Linked DNA regions of Mus musculus: regions 1 and 3 are each linked to region 2. Evidence: chromatin loops called from intact Hi-C (ENCODE). Cell type or tissue: gastrocnemius. All regions are shown on one strand. Region 1 has its middle 25 kb from the start of Gm35963. Region 2 overlaps Gm35850 (a long non-coding RNA gene). Region 3 has its middle 180 kb from the start of Gm24212.

Region 1 (8,000 bases), 76 kb before region 2:
TGAGTTCCAGGACAGCCAGGGCTACACAGAGAAACCCTGTCTCGAAAAAACCAAAAACCAAAAAAAAAAAAAAAAAAAAAAAAGAATCTGCGGGGGTGGGTGGGAGGGGCTGGAGAGATGGCTCAGTGGTTAAGACTGCTCTTCCAGTGGTCCTGAGTTCGATTCCCAGCAACCACATGGTGGCTCACAACCATCTGTAATGGGATCTGATGCCCTCTTCTGGTGTGTCTGAAGACAGCAACAGCATACTCACATACTTAAAATAAATAAATAAATCTGAAAAAGAGGAAAGAAAGAATCTGTGTTCAGGGCTTGGTTGTGGCTTGGTGTTATGTGACAAGACTTTTTTTGGAGACACAGAACACACATATCTATTTACTCCAAATAGGGAGCCTATGACAGACCAAAGTAGAGATACCATCCAACTTGATGAACCAATGAGTTTTACTAGAGTTGTGTTGCCACAGTTCATTAACCCGCTCTACTCTCCCTGGCAACAGCAGCAGCAGCAGCAGCAGCAGCAGCAGCAGCAGCAGCAGCAGCAGCAGCAGCAGCAGCAGCAGCAGCTCAAGTTCCTCCCTACCCACCCCAAAGCTATGGATTCTCAAGTGAAAGACACACACACACACACACACACACACACACACACACACACACACACACAGCCTTATATTTAATATACCTTAAACAGCTCAATGGCTGGCTGGGCCACTTCACTCCTCCACTTTGCTAGCACATTCCCCCCTCTGATATTCCAAACTTATTACTTACTAAAACCTATATTCTATCCTGGCTGCCCCAGACTCAGGCCTGCAGCCCTCCTGGGCCACAATCCCCCAACTCTTACATGTTGGCAATCTCTCTGTCTCTCTGTCCAACACTTCTCAGGCCTGGACCCTTCTCCTTCCCCTGCATGGTACCTTCTTCTCCTTCCCTGGCATGGTGCCTTCTTCCTCCTTCCTCATCCTGACCCAGCAATCCTAGAACTCTCTGTTTTCCTGCCCAGTGATTGGCTGCCAGCAACTTTATTTACCAATCAAAGCCAACTGCAGGTAGGGACCCTCAGCCTCTTAAATGCAGATGTGCAGATTCCTGTGTGATTTTGGAAACCCAAATAACATAATGCAAGCATTAAACCAAATCCACAACAGGTTTACCTATAGGGATATGGGTAAGGAAAGACTCAAAGACAGCCAGCTGCATCACCAAAGCCCACCCAAGCACCGGTGACAGCTCACAAAATCTGGGAAACCTGGAGCTCACTGCACAGCCTGCAGGCAGGTCAATATGCTGGAGAGTGTCCTTTCTGAGGGACTCAGCTGGTCTAAGTCCCTCCCCCGTAGCTCCTCTGGTTTCCCCTTCTTCCAGGCAGCTGGCCCTGCCTCGGAATCTTTGTAGTTTGGCTTGACTGAGCAGTTTTATTGCTTATTCTGGTAGGGAGGGACCTAGTGAATCTGGTCACTTTCAGGAACTTCCTGAAGCTATTTTGAGATGTTTACCTGTCTGCTTCAAGAGCTTCCCTTCAGGATGGAATGCTTCACTTCGATCTTAGAGGAAAGAGTTAGACAACAGGTGAACAGCTTTAGTCCTAGCACCCTGGGGGCAGATGCAGACAGATCTGTCTGAGTTCAAGGCTATCCTGCTCTACCTAGTGAGTGTAAGGTCTGCCAGAGATACTAGTGAGGCTCTGTCTGAATGCCACTCCCATCTAACTGTTTATCTCTGCTGGGTTTGGGACCTGGGGCCTTGTACTTGCTAAGCAATGCACTTAGCTCATGAACTGTATGGTGGGCCCCCAAGGCAGTATTTTCATTATCTGCGTTGATGAGAGAAAGTTTTCAGCAGAGCTAAGGCCCTAGTTCCTGCACTCTCAGCTGAGCCTCTCTAGTTGTTATCGATCGAAGCATGTATATTATAAAGGAGTCAGTTACATCAGGGCCTTAGTGTTGGAGTTTAGAGACACTCTGACACCAGTAACCATGGGAATGGGATGCAGGGAATGGGATGACGGAGGAGAAAGCATCTGAGACCCAAGGTTCAAGTTCTGGGCATGCCTGATGGAGACACCTGCAGGGGACAAGCTGCTGACCATAAGTTCTGGTGCTTTCTGTGCAGGAGGAAGGGTCCCCAGAGCCCCCATTGACTTCTTTCCAATGAGCTAGCTCAGAAAAACATGGTTTCTGCCCATGAAAACACAGATTGAAAGGAAAGTCAATTTCAGAATGTAAATGAATCCCACCCTTTACATATTACAGTTGTAGTACTAATGGGTCCTTATTGTGGTCTGCGGCAAAGGCATTGTTAAAGCACCAGAAAGTCCTTCCATGAAATGGCTTGTGTTAGAAAGAGATGGGTTCTTCCTCTCACGGGTAAAAACGAACAAATGAACAAACACTTTTTAGACATGGTTACAGGAAGCACGCTATGTAGCCAGGATGTCTTGGAACATGTAGTCCAAGCTGGCCTCTAACTTGCAGCAATCCTCCTGCCTCTGACTACTTGAGTGCTGGGAATGCATTGCCACTCCTGGTAGATGTTTTGTTTGAGTCATAGTCTTGCTATGTAGTCCTGACCTGGGATTCACTATCAAGACTAGGGTGGCCAGGAGCTGAAAGAAATCCCCCTGCTTCTGCCTCCTGAGAACTGAGATTACATTTTGGGGGGGGGGTTCGAGGCAGGGTTTCTCTGTGTGGCCCTGGCTGTCCTGGAACTCACTCCGTGGACCAGGCTGGCCTCCAACTCAGAAATCCCACTGCCTCTGACTCCCGAGTGCTGGGATTAAAGGCGTGCGCCACCATGCCCGGCTTAAGATAGACTTTTTGAAAGGGTAGTTTTGAAGAGAGAGGGAGGGGGGAGGGGGAGGGGGAGGGGGAGGGGGATGGGGATGGGGATGGGGAGGGGGAGGGGGAGGGAGAGGGAGCCACACATCCCTTAAATTTCCAGAGAAAATACATCTATCTATGTTGTCCAGATAGATTCCTAACAAATAGTGATTATCGGCCTTGGAATTTCAATGATTTGTTTCTTCACACGTTTTCATTCATTGATTTCTTTTGCTTATTTGATGAATGTGCGTGTGTGTATTTATGCAATGATTAAAAAGAGATTTATTGATTTTTTTAATTTTATGAGTGTGGGTGAGTGCTTGCCTGTAGTTATGTACACTGTGGGCATGCGTGGTGCCTATGGGAGTCAAAAGAGGCTGCTGAATTCCCTGGAACTGGAATTACAGACATGTCAGCTGTCATGTGGGTGCTGAGAATCAAATCCAGGTCCTCTGCAAGAGCTGCTCAATGCCTTTAACCCCTGAGCCACCTATCTAACCCCATATAACACGCTTTGTGGGTGAATCCCTTGGGGCCTAATGGTCCAGCATGAGACCCATTGGTTATGGAGATTATAGGTTGTTCATATACTACTGCAGTAATCCAATAGGTAACTAAATTCCACTTGTGGCAAGTGCATTCTCCTCTGAGATACAGCAAAGCTTGTTCTGAGGACGGCCTGTGTGAGCTTAGGTCTCAAGGATGGTGGTAGGGGTGGAATACAGTGGGATAGTATGTGTTTGGCATGCACAAATCCCAAGTTCAATATCTGGCACACCAAACTGCCTCCTCCCCATCCCATTTCTTTCTTTCTTTCTTTCTTTCTTTCTTTCTTTCTTTCTTTCTTTCTTTCTTTCTTTCTTTCTTTCTTTCTTTCTTTCTTTCTTTCTTTCTTCCTTCCTTCCTTCCTTCCTTTCTTTCTTTCTTTTTTGTTTTTTTTTTTTGAAACAGGGTTTCTCTGTATAGCCCTGGCTAACTCTGTGGACCAGGCTGGCCTCGAACTCAGAAATCCGCCTGCCTCTGCCTCCCGAGTGCTGGGATTAAAGGCGTGTGCCACCACGCCTGGCCTTTTTAAAAACTTCTTAATGGTTCTTTGTGAATTTCACATCATGAACCCCAATCCCACTCATCTCCCCATCCCTTGTACCTGCCCTCTACCATTGCAACCTCCCTCACAACAGAGAAAAAAACCCTCTTTGTAGAAGCTGTAGTGTGTCTTAGTGTGTCTCACAGTGTGTGTATGTGTGTGTGTATCTCATTTTGTCCATACTTCTTTGCTTGCAAATGTTCATTCAGTAGCTTGTTGGTCTGGTATGAGGTCTCTGGCTTCTGCTACCCTGTCAATGCTGGAACTTCACTGGGACTCCTCTCAGATATCCTGTTGTTGCCCTGTGTCATGGAGATCCTGTAGGTTTGGATCTGTGGGACTGGGCCTCTTCACGATTTCCAGCAGTTCATCAATGCGGTAGATAGGATAGGCTAATTCAAAGCCCTGGATCCCACCTGAGACAGACACACAGACACAGACACAGACACAGACACAGACACAGACACAGACACAGACACAGACACACACACACACACACACACACACACACACAGAGAGAGAGAGAGAGAGAGAGAGAGAGAGAGAGAGAGAGAGAGAGAGAGAGAGAGAAAGAGACAAAGAGAGGGACTGAGAGACCAGAGAGCTAGGCAGAGACTGAAAGACAGACAGACAGAAAGTGATAGGGACAGAGTCAAAAACAGAGACACAGAAGGTGTTAGGTCTTCTCCCTTTCAGGACATGTGCCCAGTGATATGAAACCTCCCTCACCCTCTAAGAGGCCACAGTGCCTCTGGACACTGGAGACCAAGTTTTTAACATAAGGAGCTTTGGGACCATTCAACGCTCAGCTGTAAGGGCAGAGGACAGGAACTTGACTCAGGCCAGATCCCTCCTTGAAGCTGGCCAGCTTCTCTCAAGAACAGGTGATACACAGTGTCCTCTGGGGGCTGAGGCTATCCACACTGAGCCAGGTCCACTCCCTGGTTTCATCACAAAAGCCCAGTGGCTGCCCAGCAAGGTGCCACCAGCAATCCCTCTTAAGGAAGAAGAGACTCCATCTTTCACAACCTTTGCTTTTGTGATTAGAAACATCCTCATGGAATTCCTGAAGCCCGGCTGGTGGATGTGTTGAAAACATGTGGACAATAGTTCAGATCACACATAGGCCAGAATAGTCGTGAGAGGATCCTCCCCCACCCACGATTATGCTGGTCTTTACTCATTTAGAACCATCTACTAGGGAATACTAGCTGAAAAATTAAGGAATGATATAGTTGGTTGGACTTTAATATTTGATTCAGATAATGCCACCTGGGTCTACTCTGGAATGCTTGGGTGCTGCAACACTTGCAGTGGGGGGAGGGAGTAGTTTAGTGTATAATCCACTTTAATATATATTAAATTATATAAAATATAATTATAATAAATCTTATACTTACATAATTATATTAAGTATAATATAATTATGTAATTATAATATAATTATTATATTATACATATATAATATATTTAATCTATCTATCTATCTATCTATCTATCTATCTATCTATCCCTCCTTTCATTCATTCATTCCTCAGGCAACATTTATCTCCTGTGTGATTAACCAAACAATATTCTTGGCTCTTGTTTTAAGTGGTTTACTTTTAATTTTTTGAGACTTTTTTTTTTTTTGATGTGGCCAAGGCTGGCTGCAAACTCACAATTCTCTGTCTTTACTTCCAAAGTGCTGAGATTTATAGCAATGACTCACCGTACTTGGATTGACAATCTCCCCTCTCCCTCTCTCTCTAGCTCTGTCCTCTCTCTCTCCTGTCCCCAATACCTAACAGGGTCTCAGGTAACCCAGCCTTGGGTCTTGAACTTTTGACGTAGCTGAAGATGTCTTTGAACTTCTGATCCTACTGTCATTACTTCTAGTGCTACAGTGATAAATGTGCCCCACCACACCCGGCTCTATAGATTCTCTTAACTTCTCTCAACACCCGTTTGTAGCCTGAGTAGGAATCCAGAGAGCTTTTGTGTGACAGAGAGCTGGGCATCTGTCACAGTCCTCTGATTTTCTACTGTAAATGCAGGCTGTATCTCCTGTCATGGCTGCTTAGTAGACCCCAGTAGTAAACCTCGGTAGATAACACAAGCCTGCCACTTCTCACACTGATGGAATTCAGCTGATAGCAACAGGATTCTGTGAATGTCCCCAGGTAAGAATTTGTTGTTGGGCATAAAACAAAACCAAACCCAACCCAAACCCCTTTCCTTCCTACATCTGCCCTGCAGGAAGGCTGACACAACAGAAATGGAAAACAGTTGGCACAGGCATAAAATTCTATGTCAGATGGAAACTTGTAAAATAGAAAAATGGATTTCTTGGGGGTAAATGTAACTTGCTTTGACAATACTGTTTTTATGAAAAGCATTCTGCAGATATTATGGTCATTAAAAGTAGCAAGGACTTTTTCATTTTGAGGGGGGGATGGAGGTTCTTGATGGCCTATTCCCCCTGACCCCTGCAAACATTCCCCCTTCAGATCCATATTCAAGTTAATCATCAATGGGAAGCCAGAGCTGATATTGGAAAATCATTCTCTTACAAACGGAAACTATTATAATTTAAATGGGCACAAATGAAACCGCACATTTTCAGAAGGGGATCAATGCAAACCACTTTATTAGAAAATATAAATCACTTTTTAATTTCAAATGCAACAAGAAAAGAACTCATTTTTTCTGTTTCATTGAAATTGATTGGTACACCTGCAGAGAAAAAGCAGCTTTATCATCTCGTTATCAGCCAATTAATATGCAGGCCTAAATGTGAATACTATTCCGGTTAACTAGAGGCAGATGATTTTATTGAAGTCTTAATAGACTAGGAAAAACTGCCTTCCACCCTGCTTAATGAGGTCAGCAGAGGAAAAAAAAATCAGAAGTGCAGAACTTGGAATGGGTCGTGTCTAAAACTACTTCTCTAAGTGTTTGGACCACAGAGAAATGGAGGCATGGGGCACATCTGAAAGCAGAGCCACACAGCGGCAACACAATGCAGGGAGGAGAAACCAGGATGCGGAGTTTTCTTCTCTGGGTTTGAGTTTGAAGTTGGACTCCCTTGCTGTTCAAGACCCGACAGGTTTTTGTCCTTGGCCCTGTCTCTGTTTTGATCTCGGTTGAACAGAACTGTAAAGTAAGTAATGCTCACTTGCCTGCTTACTGCTCGCCCCTTTTCTTCTTTCTGTGCCCATTTCTGCCCTGAAAAGTTCTCCCTGACACATTGAAAAGCCAGGGAATGCTCTCAAGCTCTCTGTACTCTTGACCAAATGCCCTTGTGAGACGCTAACTCACACCGTGGTGTACGTGACCCAAAGGGTGGCCATTTCCCATGCTACTTTAAAAGAACATAGCCAAAAGCCAAGGTTCATGCATGCCTGTAGTTACAGCTACTGGGAAAGCTGAGATACAAGGATGGCCTGAGCTCAGGGGTTCAGGCTGTGCTATGCTATCAGGTGTTTACCAGAAGGATCAGCCATTTAATTATCCCTGGGAGTAGCCGCTGCACTGCAGCTTAGGCAGTGTCTCCTAGAAAAGCAAAAGGTCGATGGTAGATGGGGTAGGGCAATATGGTGGAGTGTCAGGTCCTCCTTTTCCTAGTGACATCAGGAGGCTATTTGCTGATGAAACCTATGCTGCACAACTGCTCAATATACCTGCTGACACTTCTGCCACTACAAGACCTTGTGTCAAGAGAGGTCTTGGGCTGGTGTGATGGCTCAGTGGGTAAGAGTACCCGACTGCTCTTCCAAAGGTCCAGTGTTCAAGTCCCAGCAACCACATGGTGGCTTACAACCATCCGTAACGACATCTGACGCCCTCTTCTGGTGTGTCTGAAGACAGCTACAGTGTACTTACATATAATAAATAAATAAATCTAAAAAAAAAAAAAAAAAGAGAGAGGTCTTGGCGATATCCTGGTCATGATCTGGGAATAGGCTTGTAAATTGGAATACTTAGTAACAAGGAAGTGTGGCATTGGAGGAGGCTTGTCACATCCCCTGTCCTGACCTGAGGCCTGTGGATCGGGATGTGAAGCTCTTAGCTCCTGCTGTAGCACCATGCCTGCTTCCCCCCATGGC
Region 2 (8,000 bases):
GTGGAGCGCCCAGTCCACCATGTGCCTAGGGTGTGTATAAGAAAGCAAACTGCAAGTGGGCTATGTTCTTCTAGCTGGGCTGCCTCGTCTGGCCTCAGTGGGAGAGAAAGCATCTAGCCTCGCAGAGAGTTGAAGCGCCAGTGTGTGTGTGTGTGTGTGTATACCCAGGGGGCCCCTACCAGCTCAGAAGAGAAGAAGAGAGGGGATGGGGGAAGGATTGTGTGTGTGTGTGTGACAGGGAGGGGGGCAGTGAGTGGGATGTAAAGTGAATAAGTAAAGAAAAAATTAAATTAAATTAAAAAAAAAGAAAGCAAAAAAAATGACTATCCAGCCTTCTATCATATCTCTTCAAATGTCAGATTTTGTTTGAGTTTGTTGATTTTAATTGAATTTTCCTTACATTTATTGGCATAAAATTATTCATAATGACCTTTTATGATTGTTTCAATGTAGGATCTGCAGTAATGACTCATTTAAATTTTCTGACATTATTTATGCCTTTTCTTGGAGCTTCATTTAACATATAATAATAATAATATAATTTCTCCTAGAATCAATTTTTGTCTTTGTTTTCTCTACTGGTGTATGTTTTGTATTTTGTTAGCTCCTATCTGTATGTACAATATAGTAGGTTCTTAAAATTAAAAGTATAATTATTATATGAACTGGTAATTGCACTGCCAAGTACATTTCTAAAGGAAGCCAAATCAGAGTGTGGGCGAAGAGAGCAGCACTGTCACCTTACAGCATTTGTCATAATGACCACATGACATCAACTCATATGGCCACTGGCACGTTAATGGTTATAGAATGTGTAAGATATACAGGATAAAGCAGCATTCAGCCATTAAAAGAAGGAAATCTGGTCCCGTTCAATATCGTGGAAGAATGTGGAGGACATTCTTAAGTAGTCAGTTAGTCACAGAGAGAGGAACACACAGTGTACTTACGTGTGGAATCTGACGTAGTCAAAGTCTTAGGAGCTGAGCGTAGAGCGGTGGGTGCAGGCGCCTGTAGGGAGGATGGCTGAAGAACTCTTGGCCAAAGAGTGCAGGACTTTAGTTAGACATGAATGACTTGAGTGGTATTGGTCTGTCGTTTATTTGACAGTTACCAGAACAACACATGGTTTAGGTGGGCATCCTGATTATTTCTTTCGGATCACTGACATGATTGACCCAGACAGTGCTCTCATCCAGCCTGTAAGAAGGCTTTAGGCTGGGAGTCCGGGGATGAAGACTAAGTCTGCTTTTCTCTTTAGCACGAGTTGTATCCTCCTCACGGAGCCCAGGGCTGCCAGGCTTACATCCTTACCTTCCAGCTCCGAAGAGGAAGAGCGTTCCTTCTCCCATCGATTCCAAAAGCTCCGTTGTCAGATGGAATCATGCCCTGAACCATTCCTGAAGGGATGAAGTGGGATTCATGTAAGTACAGTTCAAGCTTTCCGTTGGAGGCCCACTCCACACAGAAGATGTATCTGAGCCTATGGGAGGGAAATGCATCCAGAAAAGGCAGAGTCTTCAGACATTCATGAATTATTTTGTCACTTTTTTTTTCCTTTTGGACAGGATCTCACCAAGTTGTCCATGCTAACCTGGAATGACATTGTAGCTTAGATGGGCTTAAACTTCACTTCTTTGTCTTAGCTGTCCAAGCACTGAGATTGCAAATGTAGACCACCACTCAGTCACAAACTCTTTAAGGTTAGACTAGAGATCGGTGTGACTATGGAAATGAAGGGCTCCCCAAGAGGCTGATGCAGTGAATGTTTGGTACCTGGCTGGTGATGCTATTTGAAAGGGTCTGGAAGTGTAGGATGGGTCTCAGGATGCTTGGGAATCCTTTATCTCTGTCTATCACTGTCTGACTCTATACTTCCTGTCCAACTGTCCACCCAGAATTAAGACCAACCTCCAGCACATACTCCCTACCTCTGTAATGTTCACTGAATCCCCTGAAAGTGTGAGCCACTACAATCCACTCTCCCTTAAGCTGTTCTCTCGGGTACTTTGGTTGGAGCTTTAAAGAAAGTGACTTTTACTCCCAGTGTGTTTTTCTGTTATGGATGAGAGCAAGCATTGTAGGCTTTGGCCATATGGGTCTGTGCCATTTTCTCCCAGACTGACTTTCTGTAACTTCTAAAAGATACAGCCCCCCCCCCCCCTCCGCCCTCCCGTGAGAGTTGGAACTGGTCCTTGGGTCATACACTATTACGTCCTGAATTAAACTGATTTCTTTTTTTTCTGGTCCCAGTGTTATATTTTATGCACAGAACTTTCAAGATACGTTGGAAGACAGAGCTCTAATTTAGAAGTATATGAGAGCAGAGGCTGCTCATTTCCTCTTCCCCCTTTCCCTTCATTCCCCTCTTGCATTCCTCAGCCCTCCCCAACCACCCTCACTTTATAAGCTCCATTCTCTCCCTTCCCCTTTAACCACTCAACATCCAGCCACCAGAAGAAAGTCTGATTACTAAGTACTCAAGAAGTATATATTGCCCAGCCCAAAGCTATTTCTCGAAGCTTCCATTTCCTCAGGTGTAGAAGAGAAAGACCTGCAGTCGCTTTTGAGTGATTCCAGACAGGAGGGCAGAAGAAAAAAAGACCAGGCAGAAATCGAGTAAGCTAATTTTTTGTCCTGGCTTCACCATGACTTTGGGATTTGGGACAAATGACATCTTTGCATCCTTTCTGTTTCCCCCTCTTAGGTTAGGAAATGGCCTGCATCTTCCACAGCTCAAGGTTAGATGGCAGAAAGGAAGCATCACAAACCAGCCAGAGGAATGGAGATGAGGAGGGAACTGTGGGTAGTGTGGCTGGACTTTGGACAGGAATTTTGTCTGGGAAGCAGTCTAAGGATTGCTAAAGACCAAAGCTGACTTCCAAACACAGTTCTAATGGAAGGAGATTGGCCAGCTCATTGTCTTCAAAAGTCATTTAGAGGCCCTCTCCTGCAGATAGGGAGACTCCTAGCTCTTCTCTAGTAGGATGGCATGTCACTATGTTTGTGTTAAGAACTGCCTTTCATGAAACACATGGCAGACATGTGGAAGGAGAGAAATTATCCTCTATGTAAACATTGTCCAGTAAATTAATCAAACTTCTACTGAGCATTTGCTAAATGTCAGGTGCTTAGTTATACGCCTCAAAGATGGAGAGCAGATGGCTTCCTCCCTCAGGGAGGTTTAATCTGGAGATTTGAATGGAGAATCATTTAAAACTAACCAGGAAAACAGAAACACCTCTGTTTAAAATGAAGGAATTTTAATGCAAAAGAAATGGCTACACGGGTGATAGTGATGTCGAGAAGCTAAGAGGTAAGGAAGAGGAGAGGAAGAGAAGAGGATGAAGAGATGAGGATGAAGTGACCCAGGAGACGGCATGGTCCAATTGCTATGGTGACTTTTTAGAGGCACAGAAAAAGAAGTCCCAAAGTAAATGGTGGTAATGTTGGAGCTTATGTGGAAATGGTGGGAAGAGGATGGAAGGACTCAGAGTGAGGCCAGAATCAGCACCAGGTGACTTTGTGCCAAGATGTGGGAGGAGGTCTTCATTAGTAAGGAATCACATTTGATGGTGAAAGGGATGGCGGCATCACTGTAAATGTGGTCAGTGGTGGCTTCTCGCCAGGCCAGGGCCAAGTTCAGGTGGCATCATGACAGAATAGGTTTACCTCAGAGAATCATTGAGGTGACTATGAAAACTACAGTTCCCAGGGAGAAGACAACCAGCCGACTGTCTTAGTCAAGAGACATTAAAGGAGATAGAGTGATGGCAAGCGACTACCACAGAAAGGGACCATTCCTTACCTGTTTCTTTTGCCAGAGGTGAGCAAATTTTCAAATAGGAGGTGAGAACTGGCTTTATGCAGTTCTAATGAAGGAATGTCTTTGCAGCATCAAAACAAACACACACATGAAGCCTAGTGATTCCTCTAGGCTTCATGTGCAAGTCACCTCAAGGAGACTCAGCCAGCTACAGGAGTAGATCTGTGCTGAGTGGTAAGAGGGTGCCCCAGGACTCCAGTGACTGGTGGGCAATGGATCTTAGCTGACAGTGGCATTATGGCCCTCTGTTAATGGAAAGGAGCCAGGTAAGAAGTCCTGGCTACACTACTACAGTACAACTCATAGTGGCTTCATGATGTGTGTGGGCCCATCTGGTAGTTATATTTGATGCTTTCTCTCTCTTCCTTCCTTCCTTCCTTCCTTCCTTCCTTCCTTCCTTCCTTCCTTCCTTCCTTCCTTCCTTCCTTCCTTCCTTCCTTCCTTCCTTCCTTTCTCTCTCTCTCTCTCTCTCTCTCTCTTCCTTCCTTCCTTCCTTCCTTCCTTCCTTCCTTCTTCCTCCCTCCCTCCCTCCCTCCCTCCCTCCCTCCCTCCCTCCCTCCCTCCCTCCCCTCTCTCGATCTCTCTTTCTCTCTCTCTGTCCCTCCCTTCCTCCTGTTTTTTTTTTCTTCCCTCCCTTTTCTGGTTTCTTGCTTGTTTGTTTTTTTTGGCAGGATCTCACTATGTAGCTCGGCCCATCCTGGCTCTCACCTGATCACTATGAAGATCAAGCTGGCTAAGAATGGCTTTACCATGGCTGGCACGTCTGAAGTTCTTAAGTGTGTAATGGGATGGACAGTCTTCATGGCTAGCTTGGAGTGTTACTTGTCTTGTGGGTCAGAATTGCCACAGTGGGGAAATGTAAGTGAAAAGCAGACCCTCTCCTGCCACCGCCCCTGCATCTTCAGCACGGTAAAGAGTCAGCTAAGGAAATGGAAGAAAATGCCAGTTGGCAGAAGCTAAGTGTGCTGAGCTGGCGGCCCCAGTTACATTGTCATTCATTTTTGATGAATGGAGAACTCAGGCCTCTGTGAACCCAGATGGATTCTGGTAGATGACAATGGAGTTCTCTAACCTTAGCTACGAAGCAGCTACTACACCAGATGTGGCATCTTCACTCGAACAGATAAATAACTAAGGACATTAATCTGCTTCCAGAAAAAAAAAAGACTTTCCTCCAGCACAGTCAAGCATCAAACACTAATAAAACACAGGGAGGGTCTACGAGGATGAATAAGAAACCTTGCAAAGCAATCAGAAAGCAGTAAGTTCTGTTCTAGAAAGTTCCATTCTAAAAGGTCAATGTCTTCTTCTGTGCAGAGACCAAACCATAGTCCTGGATGAATACTCGCAGTGGCACACTCTATACCATGTGACCCAGTGCCTTTGGCCAGCTCAGTTGCACCAGAGGGTCTGATCCACGGTAACTGACCTCACGGGGGGCCAAGGGATAGGTGATCTGGTGTGGAAACACGACAACGCGTCAGATCTCATTCTCCACTCGGGAGCCTGGATTGGGGAGACGGAAGCTGAGCTGGCTAGCTGTCATGCACAGGGGAGTCAGTGTGAGAATGTCACTGAAGACGCATTGAAACAGGGAGAAGAGGGGATTGTGGGAAGAGAGGGAGGGGACTCTTGATGCTTCCTGGTCATCCTGGACAGATTTCTGGGGACCCTATGTGCTTTTGTTCTTACTTTTAGGCTCCGTGAAAGCCCTCTGAGGATATCCCCTGGTTGAGTTAGAGTGAGTGGATAGGGAGAGCTTGCCTAGCATTGGAGCCTGCGGGGTACCACTTCTTGTCTGACTTTACCACTAACTCTCTAGTACGATTAGATATTTTCTATGTATTGCTTTCATCTTTCTTCTTAGGCTATGAGGCAGTGTTCTGTGTAGTTGAGGAAAGGTTAACCTTGGTAGTAATAATGTTATGAATAATAATAGTTCATATTAACTCAACTTTTACTGCGTGCCAGGCACAGTGTTGGGCACTTTACCCTCGCTATGTTCAGCAGGAAGGGACTCCCCTGGGAATTGCTGCTGTAGCCATTGTTGTCAATGTGACCTGACTTCCTCTGCTCTGACTGTACAGCCACAGGAAGTGACCTGCCACACACAGCTGGTGGAAGGACAGAGGTATCCACTCTTGGGGTAGTTATCTTTTTCTTCTCAGCAAAAGTGGTTCATACACACTAGTGAAAATTTGAAAACATCTAGAAGCAGAACTACAAAAACAGTCCAATATTCTGTCCACTACAGATACGTTGTCAATATTGTGCTGTCTGTTCCCCCCCCCTTTGCTTTGAAAGCTTTACAACGTCAAATCTGAACCCTTTTCATGCCATTAAATGTGCTTCTCCTATGTAATTCTTTTGGGTAGTATATTTTCCTTCTTTCTAAAAACATTTTATTATATATGTATATATATATATATATATATATATATTTTTTTTTTTTACTGTATAAGTTAACTTACAAACAACAGGCTTTGCATGGGACTTCATGCATATTTCATTTTGGTCAACTCTCCCCTAATTCTTCTCCTCCCTTTTCTCTGCTGCCCCTCCTCCTGGCAGGAGTCTGCCTTCTGTTTAGTTCTAAAGCTTTCCACGATCGCCTTCTTTAAACAGTTACTCTCCCTCCCTCCCCCCTCCCTCTCCCCCCTCTCCCTTCCTCCTCTTTCGTTGTCTCCCCCTGACGGTTCCCATATTCACTCCCAACCAGGTATGCACATTTAACAGCTGGAGCCAGGAACCATATAGAACAGACACTAAAGGATATTTGCCTCCAACATAATTTTTAAAGGACGGTGCAGTACCTTTTATGTGACAAGTGTAATGGTTCAGGTGTTATAATCAGTGGGGCAATGCATCCTGGGAGTGTGCATCCTGAGACTGTGAGACTATGAGCACTCTTGCCAGCGTCCTGGTCTGCTGGCTGTTCTAGAGTTTTTTCCTCTCAGAAGCTCTGCAGCTTCTGATTATTGGTGCCTTCACATCAACCTGCACTGAGTCTCCTGTTGTGGGACAACCCGGCAATGCCTTATCTCTACCAGACCCAATTCTGGGTTGGATGCCTTTTAATTTCTCTGCACAACACTGGAATCTACCAGCAGATGGCGCTGTGAGCAAGTGCATCTGCTGGGTGTGATTTACACAAACCCTGGAAAGCTTTAAATATTTATCCACAAAATTCAATAAAGCCGTTCATCAACTCTAATGCTTAGAATTTGGTCAGCCCAAGAGAATATTTTAATATCTTGCCCGAAGTTCCACAATCCTCTGCTGCACAGTGGGTCCTTTTGTGGGTCAGATTCCTGTTTGATTCTTGTCCGTGGGAAGGATTTCCTGTAGCAGGCCTAGGAACCAGCTACAACATCTTGCTAGGTATTGTAGGGATGAATCATCTTCCCTGCTTGACAGGTCTTCAAGGTTAGATAGTAGGTCTGATCTTTTTCCATTTCTTCAGCCTTCAGTAAGTGTTTGATGGAAGGAGGTCTTCCATGAATATATCAACTCGTGTGTGTGTGTGTGTGTGTGTGTGTGTGTGTGTGTGTATGGTGTGGGGTGGCATGTGTGTGTGTCTATGTGTGGTGCATGTATGTGGCATGATATGGGATGGGGTATGTGTGGTGTGTGTCTGTGTGCATGTGCATGTGTGTATGTGTGCGTGCACATGTGTGCACATGTGTGCATGTCCCTCCAAGGATACTGCAGTCAGGATATATGATGTGCCCTAAAGGCTCATGTGTTAATGTCTTGGCCCATAGGGTGGCATTACAGGGACATAGGACTTGGGCCTTAGGGATTTGTCCTGAGGTCCCTGGGGTTTGTCCACGAATGGGCAGTGGAACCACGGCCTCTCCTTCTTTCCCTTTGGCCGCTGATTGATGAGGTGATCAGTTTTGCTCTCTCATGGGCTTCTGCCAGGTTGTGCTGCTTTACTGTAAGCAATAGAGCCAATAGGATAAGCAATAGGATCATGAGCCAGAGCAAAGCTCTTCTCTTATGTTAACGATCTCGGACATTTCATTATAGCGATGGGAAGCTGAATCACATGGGGCGGGGTGATGGGGGTTGGGAGTCATCTGGTTGTCACAGCGGTGGAGTGTGTTGATGGGCAAGGGTGCTGAACATGCAGGGAATAACAACACAAATAACTGTCCCTATCGCCCTTTGT
Region 3 (8,000 bases), 860 kb after region 2:
ATGATCTATAAGCAGAACATTTGTGCATCCTTCTCAGGGTTTAAAAACAAAAGATACTGAAATCCATAGTGGGTAATTTTCATTGGTCTTCTGTACAAAACATTTACAGGACTACTGAATACAAGAATACGGGAGGACAAAGGCAGGCGATGAATTCCTGGAATGTATATGCTTAAGAAGAGCATATTTCTAAGACTTATAATCTTTCATCACAGAAAGATTTGGGGATAATTTATCTTTAGTTTGAGTTATGTTGAAAGCAAAGGTAGATAAGAACTGATGTATAACTGCATCCCAACCACCAGCAAAATACACAAAGAACACGGATCTATAACAAATGAAAAACATGTTTTCAATTGGGGAATCCATTATTTTTGCCACAAAATAGGAGGTTGAATAGCAGGAATGTTGTCTCGATGGTGATGGCTGTAAACAAAGATGTTCAGACCTGGAAAGAGAAAAGGCCACTTTCATGGAGTTTTTTGTTGTACAGTTGAGAAGTACTATCGGAGTACAAGTTTCAGACTTTTAGTAAAGAACAGAATAGGTTATTTTTGACATAGAAATGATGACCACTGAGATTTAGAGACATTTCATATACATTAAGAACTCTGTTTCTCTCTCCTTTTTTCCCATTTTTAAAAATTGATTCTTTTTAAGTTTCACATCATGTACCCCAGTCTCACTCATTTCCCCCATATTCTTCCTTCATTTGTGCAAAATTCTTCCCAAAATAAACAACACACACACCACTCATTATCACAATGTGCCCCACAGTATATCTCTCTGTCCACATATCTTCACTTGCAAATGTTCATTGCAATGAGTCATTAGTAGAGATTGATGTCTTTTGCTTCCATGACATTACCAATATTGGATTATTGCTGGGACTTCTCTCAGTTATCCTGTTGTTGCCCTGTGCCATGGAGATCCTGGAGTTTGGGATCAGCAAGACTGGCCCTTTCATGCATTCCAACTGTTCTCAGATGATATAGATTTTGGGGTGGGCCAATTCAGACCCCTGCATAGGGGTCTGAGCTTGTCAACTGGTCAGCTCTCCCTTATCTGCACCACCAAGATAAGTTTTGTAGCACTGCTCTTCCTAGGCTACCAAATGCCACCATTATCAGAAGTCAGAGTCAGGTCTCCTGCTTTGATGCACTTGAGGCCAGCTCACCCACACCCATGCCTACAGAGCCAGCTCCATTGTACTGCCCAGGTAAGGCATGGACCCACTTTCCAAGTCACTTACATCATGCTTTACTCCGGGCAGTGGTAGCATGCTTCTGAGAATATCCACTAGTTGTTTGTACATTCTAAGGGATATTTACAACTGTTTGGTGACATAGGCAGGATGACTGGTCTAAGTATAGAGTAAATAAGCTGAGACTCTGGGGAGTTTTGGCTGGACTCATTCTACAGTGTGTCCAGAGCAGACTTATGTCTTTATCAACCTTGCCTTTTTGCATGGCTGCTCTTTTATCTGCTCACAATTCCGACTACTATTTTCCAGTCACAAATGTGAAGTTCTAAGTGTTCTGTCCTATACCACTCATCTGATTCAGTCATATTATGCTGAAAAGTTAGCAATAATTTCCTCTGTAAGTGGAGCTGGTGAGTCCAATCCTGAAGCAGCCATGCTGGTCCATGCCTGCTTCTCAGTGTGCACATCAACTTCAGCACACATCACGTGGGACACATTGATTATACTCCTGGGAGTGCAGCTAATCAAAGACTGTTGCCTATGGGATGTATGCCATGGGCACCTACTCATTTGGGGAGGAGTTAGTGTAGAACCTGCCTTCTAAAGGTGAATCCTGCTTACATAGCAACTCAAAACTGTACATAGAATTCTTATATTTGTGTGTGGGTTAAATTAATGTCTCTGTCTTTAATTCTCATAAAGGCCTGTAAGAGAAGAAGTCTTAGCAGCCAGTCTGTTGCTCTAAGGAGAAAGATGGCCCTGAGGAATGAGTGGCTAGAGACACAGAATAAGCTCAGATGTCTGGTGGATAGGAGCTCCTTTCTTTGTGGATGTCTTAATGAAGGAACTAGCAAGCTTCCAGGCCAGGTGGGTTTTCTGGTACAAGCTGTTATCCCTCTTGTATCATCTTAACACCTGCTCTAGAAGTCTGGGAACACCCAGTATACTTCTGTTTGGGGGGTACTGACTACTTTCAGATACTATCTATGAATTTGGCTTTTAAATTTTGAAAAGCTAACACCAAAGACTTTCTGCAGAATATTTTACAAGGGTGTGTTTCTTTTTCAGACTTGTGCATCAACCAAGATAAGTCTGGAATTCTGAAAGAGTTTTTATTTGTTAAAATGACAATTCTTTGTGACAAAAACTAGGGCCTTGAGGACTAGGCCTGTGATGGTTCTTGATCAACTTTTGTTGTTTTCTATCTTGTGAGCCAACAAATACTTATTACACAAGCTTTGGCTTTGAGTCCGCTCTTCTGTGTGCTGTGTTTTGACATAGGCTGGCTCCCTTGATAAATCTTTTCCTCATGATCTCTACGCCACTCTACTCTTACCCTTGGAGTTTGGGAACTGGAGTTCAAACACCTGTGTCCATGCATTCTGCTTCTCTCTTCCTTGTTGACTTGAATAATTGAATATCTGGTGATGTGTAATCGTGATCAATTAGCACTAAAAGCAGCAATATTTAGGCTGTAGGGTAGTGAGACTATCAAGTTAGTTAATGATAACAAAAATCCCACACACGTAATATTTCCAAAAGAGTATGAATTTAATCTACAAAGCCATTGCTAATCCCATTTTCCCAAGTTATTTCTAGATTTGAATTTATAATGATCAGCTAATAGATTTACAGCCAGGTAGAGGCAGGGAAGATTCTGTGCAAATAGGTCAGAGGTAGGCTAGTAAAATTGGAATGTCATCATTATTTTATGTTGGGTCTGATTTTGATACACTGTGGAAAATTCCACTGAAGGAAATCTTTGCAGGTTTCAAGTAGCAGGTTAAGATAGTGAGAGGCAAAGTTCATTCACTGTGATTAGGCATATTAAAATAATCTAGTTCAAAATAGGAATCATCATATTATATATTATGAGGAAATATTTCCGCATGGTAAATTTGCTCAATTTTGCAGCAGCTGTTCCTGAGCTGGAGAGCCTGGGGCTGAAATTCTCGGTGTTTTGGAAGCAGATCTGCTCTTTACCTCACTATGGAATGGGCAGGGCTTCCCAGGCTGTCCTGCATGTTCTCTGCTCTCTCTTTTGCTTTACCTGTTATACTCATGAGGCTATACTTCCAGGAAATGCTGGACAGTCCTATAAGCAAATCCAAAATCAGCACCATTTTTCTGGTCTGACAGAATCAGGCTGCCTAAGACAGAGAAGACAACCACTAACACTGTGTCCTTTGTAGTTCAGCTCGTTCCCAGTGCACCACCTTGTGGAAGAAAGACAAATAGCCCACAGTTACCCCTTCTGTTATACTCCATAAGAAACCTAACTCATTGGTCTCTCCCCATTGTTGCCTACAATCACTTCTCCTTTATGTAGTGCCTTTCAAATAAATTACTGATAGTCAGCTTCTACTCTGGTTATTAGTAAAAGAGGTCTACAATGTTTGCGTCTCCAAGTGCTAAGTGGAAGCCTGTAGCAACATCAGAGCAAACAACCTATCATTATCCAGGGGCATAGGAGATTGCATTTTGCAAGTCTCTTAGCCTGTTTAGTTGTCAGAACCATAGTGAAGTAGGAAACACTGTCTGTTCCTCAGACAAGGCTAACTTAGAGTTACCTCTCTCTGCAGAAACAGGTGTGGCAAAGGAGTTACCCACCATGTCTTCTCGCCCACGAAAATTTGACAGGGCCTACTCTTTATTCTGAGCTCTTCCATCCCAGCCCTTGATTCACAGCTACATCTTTAGAAGGGGATGCATAATTCTTGAAATGCATGTATGCATGTGTACGTGCATATGTGTGTGCATATATGTGCGTGTGTGTGTGTGTGTGTGTGTGTGTGTGTGTGTGTGTGTGTGTGTGTGTGTGTGTTACATTCAAGGTTTACTCAGGCCTCTTACATTTGTATGCATAAAATCACTATCGAGCTTGTTTCCAAGCAACAAAGATGGCTTGCCTCCTGAGCATTCAGCCTGAAAGTTGCACAACACTGACATCTGCTGCTTGTGTGTGGTTTGAGACTGGACCAGGTCAGCAGCTCATGAGTATGCAAAGCAAAATGTTTGACAACACTGTGTATCTACAAAAGCTAAAGTCTTTTGTCTGAAACTCGTGGGTTTATTTTTACTTTTTAAATACTATACATGAATAGAAGCCCACTTTCAATATGATGTTTCCTTGGTCTTTGCATGATCTATCAAAAAGGTGAGGTCTTGTTTGGCTTTGTAGGAAAACAACTGATAATAAAATAGATCAGTTTTTTTTTATTTTATATATGTTACCATAAAGTCTAGAGTTAAATGGTAAAGTGTATCTCTGCGACATAAAAACAACTTTTAAATAAGTGATTTTTATGGATAAAATAATATCTGAAAATATTTTATAATTTTCAAATATATTTGCATATTTCTCATTCATTCAACCACTAATTCATTCATACAATGCAATCTCTGTGTGAGTCACTGCTCCAGGCTTCAAGGAGGAGTTTGATCCTGGACCAGTAATTAAGAGCAAGTGCCATGTAGCTCTGAGGTAAGTGTGCTGTGGATTCAGGCTTCTTGTTCTGACTGTTTCTACTCTGGTATGTTAGATAACAGGTGACAGTCTATCTCATGGAGATGCTGTGTACCCTAAAGTTTAAAAAGAAACAAAATACTTCACAGTACCCTGAGTATCACTTGCTATCAGTGAACCAAGCCTTCAGAGTATCAGGATGATTTTAACTCCAGATTTCCAATTTAGGAAATGAATAGTTTTCATCTCAAACATGCCTAATAATGGGAAACTAAAAACCATGTAGTTCATGGTTTGTCAGCCTGGAAAGTTTGATGGATAAGAGTCAGAGGGAAAAGTTAAAAGGGAGGTGCTGGTCCTATTGTCAAGGAGCTCTAGAGATGGTTTGTCTTCATTCTGTAGAGGAGTTGATGAACACTGTTTTCTGTGAAATGCTTCAGAAACAGAGGTTCCTAGGGTTGTGTGACAGGGATGGTTAGAGCCATTGACCACAGGGGCTTACAGGGATCCTGGACTAAAGTGGCTGTTAGAGTGAGCCAGGGAAGACAGTGGGGATGTCAGAAGGGTGATGGGAATTATTGTGAGGAATGACTTTGGAGGACAGGCCGGCAGTATAGGTTGCTGGCTTTAGTGGGGTGACAACACTGTCACCTATAGGAATGTCACCTTGGACACTCAAGGGAAAATGTTCCTTTTCCGGGTTTATACTAAGTGAAGATCAAACTCCAGCTTAGAAAATTCAGTGTATCTCAGCAGTGCAGTTGTGTAGACCATATTAATCTGTTTGGCTTCCCCTGCTGTGAGATACTTAGCCTCATGCCTGGGTGATCTGGGCTTAAGCTTCATTAGAAAACTCATTCAAAGGTGCTTCTGGAACTTGAAGAACATTTAATCTCTGAATGTAGTAAAAAATAAAGAGAATGCAAATTAAGAGATGGCAGCTTTTAAATAGCTCCTTTAATACATATGTACAAAGCTTTATGATCTATAGAAAATATTGCTTTCTTTTCATTGGAACTTTTGTTGATTCTTATCATACAACTAAAAGTAAAGTGTAATGAATTCTAAACTATAGAGGCCTCAGAAAATCTCAGACCCACAATCATTTAGTTAAATGTCTAGCCAGTGTGTAACTATGTTAGAGAATACACAACTAAGAGAGAGTAAAAAGACCTGCTAAGGGAGGCAGAGAGGAAAAAACAACACATGGGACATTGAAGGAAAGAGGATATGGTGGGGGAAAGTTATAAGTGGAAGAAAGGGGAGCTGTGATGGGGAAGGAGAAAGGAGAGGGGGACCAACTAGAACATAAAAGGCCTTACAAATGTCTAATGCTCATTTCTCCCTCTCTGTGTGGACATATGGTATGTGTGTGTGACCATGTTCAAATGCATGTATGTGTCTGTGACTAAGTGTGCATGTGTGCTGTGTATGGGTCTACATGCTTATTTATGTGTTTACCCTGGCACACAAAAAGGTCAGAGAACACCCTGGGGACATTGTATTCCACCTCATTTGAAACTGTCTTTCTTGTTTGGTGCTGAGTGGACCAACAAGTGGCTATGGGTTCCTGTAGGAACTCAGATTATATGTTATAGGGATTAAAACTCAGGTCCTTAAGTTTGTGTAGTAAACATTTTACCCAATGGGTCATCAGTCCAGTCTGGTAGGCTAATTTTAAAAGAAAACAACTTAAGATTAACTTAAGAAACTGAAGATTATGCTAAAATAATAAAAGCATGAGCTAATGGCACTAGATGATGAATAAATAAAATAGCAAACAAAATATAATTAATAAGGGAATATATATCTTCAAAGCCTTGAAATTGTACCTCCTTCCCTAAAGTTTAGGAGCAAAGAAAACATGGGATAAGTGAGTAATGAAACAGATGATAAAGCTATGGATGTTGAAAAGTTATAAATAAAGCAGTATTTTGTCCATGAAGCCAAGAAACTTCAAACCCTACATCAATTAGACAAATTCTTAAAAACATGAATCACTAAAACTGGCTCCACCAAGATAAATATCTGTTCTATTTAAATAGCTAAAAGATGTATAAAGGCTTATGTAGAACTGAAAATCTGATAACAGATCTAATGGTCCAACTTCTTGAATGATAAAACCCACTAAAGCCCATCCAAGAAGAACGGGATTCTTTGGCTAAGTCTATTGTCAACTCCACAGACAGAACCAATTACTAATCACCTTCTAGAACATGCTCAGATTGGATCAGTCAAGTTAATCCCCAGTCTACATTCTTGGAAAATAGTATCAGAAGGAACACCTCCTAGTGCATACTGTGTGCCCAAAGTTACTCTAATATCAAAACTAAGGAAAGGGGAGAGGGAGAATACCACTATATGCTGTGAATATGGCTGCAAAAAAAAATATGGTCAGATCAAAGTCAGTAGTGATGAAGCCATGGTTCTGGTTTGGAATAAGGGCATGACATTCAGATCTGTTCCTTGGGAAGCATCCCACACTACTGTCTCCTCCCTTAAGAATTAACCCAGTTGGACCTGTCAATCATCTCTCCATCAGTAAGTTGGTTATGATGCTTCCCCCATGTGAACCTGCCCATTTCTCTGAGTTCTAACTCAGAGCTCTTTCCCTTCCTTCTTCATTTTAGAGAGTAGTGTAAAGCCTAAAATTCTTCCCTAACTCTATGGGATTTCTCAGTCTTTCTCTGAACTTCCCATACAGCTGCTTGTTGAGCAGGTCAGCTTTCTTGGACTTTAACCCATAAGGGTGTAACTTCATGTCTTCCTCTTTTCCCTTTCCCTCCTCTCACATGCTGCTTAGCTTTGTAGCTTTCCTATTCTATTGTTTTTTGTTTCAGATTCCAATGGAAACAATACTTGAGCTTCTTTTTGAACCTAACGACCCATGAAAGAGAACCCCTAATTCCCTGGAAACACTCAGTAGATGAAGCAAACTCATGACAAAATCTCACACTCACTTATCATAAAAACTCTGAGCAATCTAAGATGCCAAGAGGACTTCTTTAACTCTATAGAAAACTATAGAAAGCCTACAGCTGCTGCCATCACTTGAAGTGAGAACTAAATAGCTTCTTTCAAATATCAGGGGAAGGTAGTGAGGCCTGCCCAGTTTTCTTTCATATCATTCCATAAGTCCCAAATAAAGCAAAGAAAAGGAGTAGAAGTTATACAGACAGAGAAAAAGAGAAATAGTTTTCATCCATAGATGAAATGGTTGTCTATGTAGAAACCCCAAAGAGTAACAACAAAAGATTCTAGAGTTCTTAAGCTTTCACAGCAAGATCTTGGGATACAGCCTCTTGGTGTGGACCCAGTGTTCCCCTGGCT

The links. Peaks named below come from ENCODE experiments on the same cell type or tissue, not always from the same donor. Only the 100,000 strongest peaks of a DNase experiment are listed, where the experiment ranks them.
Region 1: it touches region 2 in a loop (2.3-fold over the local background); 10 of 42 quality-filtered maps call a loop at or near these places.
Region 3: it touches region 2 in a loop (2.8-fold over the local background); 14 of 42 quality-filtered maps call a loop at or near these places.

Annotation. Positions count from the first base shown.
Region 1 is chr8:90,783,401-90,791,400 of GRCm38, reverse strand. No RefSeq gene overlaps it. Among named protein-coding and RNA genes, the nearest start is that of Gm35963, 25 kb to the right of the region's middle. In gastrocnemius, no CTCF peak of the experiment used is centred here; no DNase peak of the experiment used is centred here.
Region 2 is chr8:90,707,647-90,715,646 of GRCm38, reverse strand. Gm35850 (a long non-coding RNA gene) reads left to right here. Exons shown (of 5, transcript XR_879078.1): 3 at 1-30; 4 at 1,262-4,092; 5 at 4,498-6,188. Among named protein-coding and RNA genes, the nearest start is that of Gm35850, 29 kb to the left of the region's middle. In gastrocnemius, a CTCF peak has its summit at 6,938 (motif pointing right); DNase peaks (open chromatin) are centred at 3,589 and 6,932.
Region 3 is chr8:89,845,769-89,853,768 of GRCm38, reverse strand. No RefSeq gene overlaps it. Among named protein-coding and RNA genes, the nearest start is that of Gm24212, 180 kb to the right of the region's middle. In gastrocnemius, CTCF peaks have their summits at 3,429 (motif pointing left) and 4,157; DNase peaks (open chromatin) are centred at 3,419 and 4,137.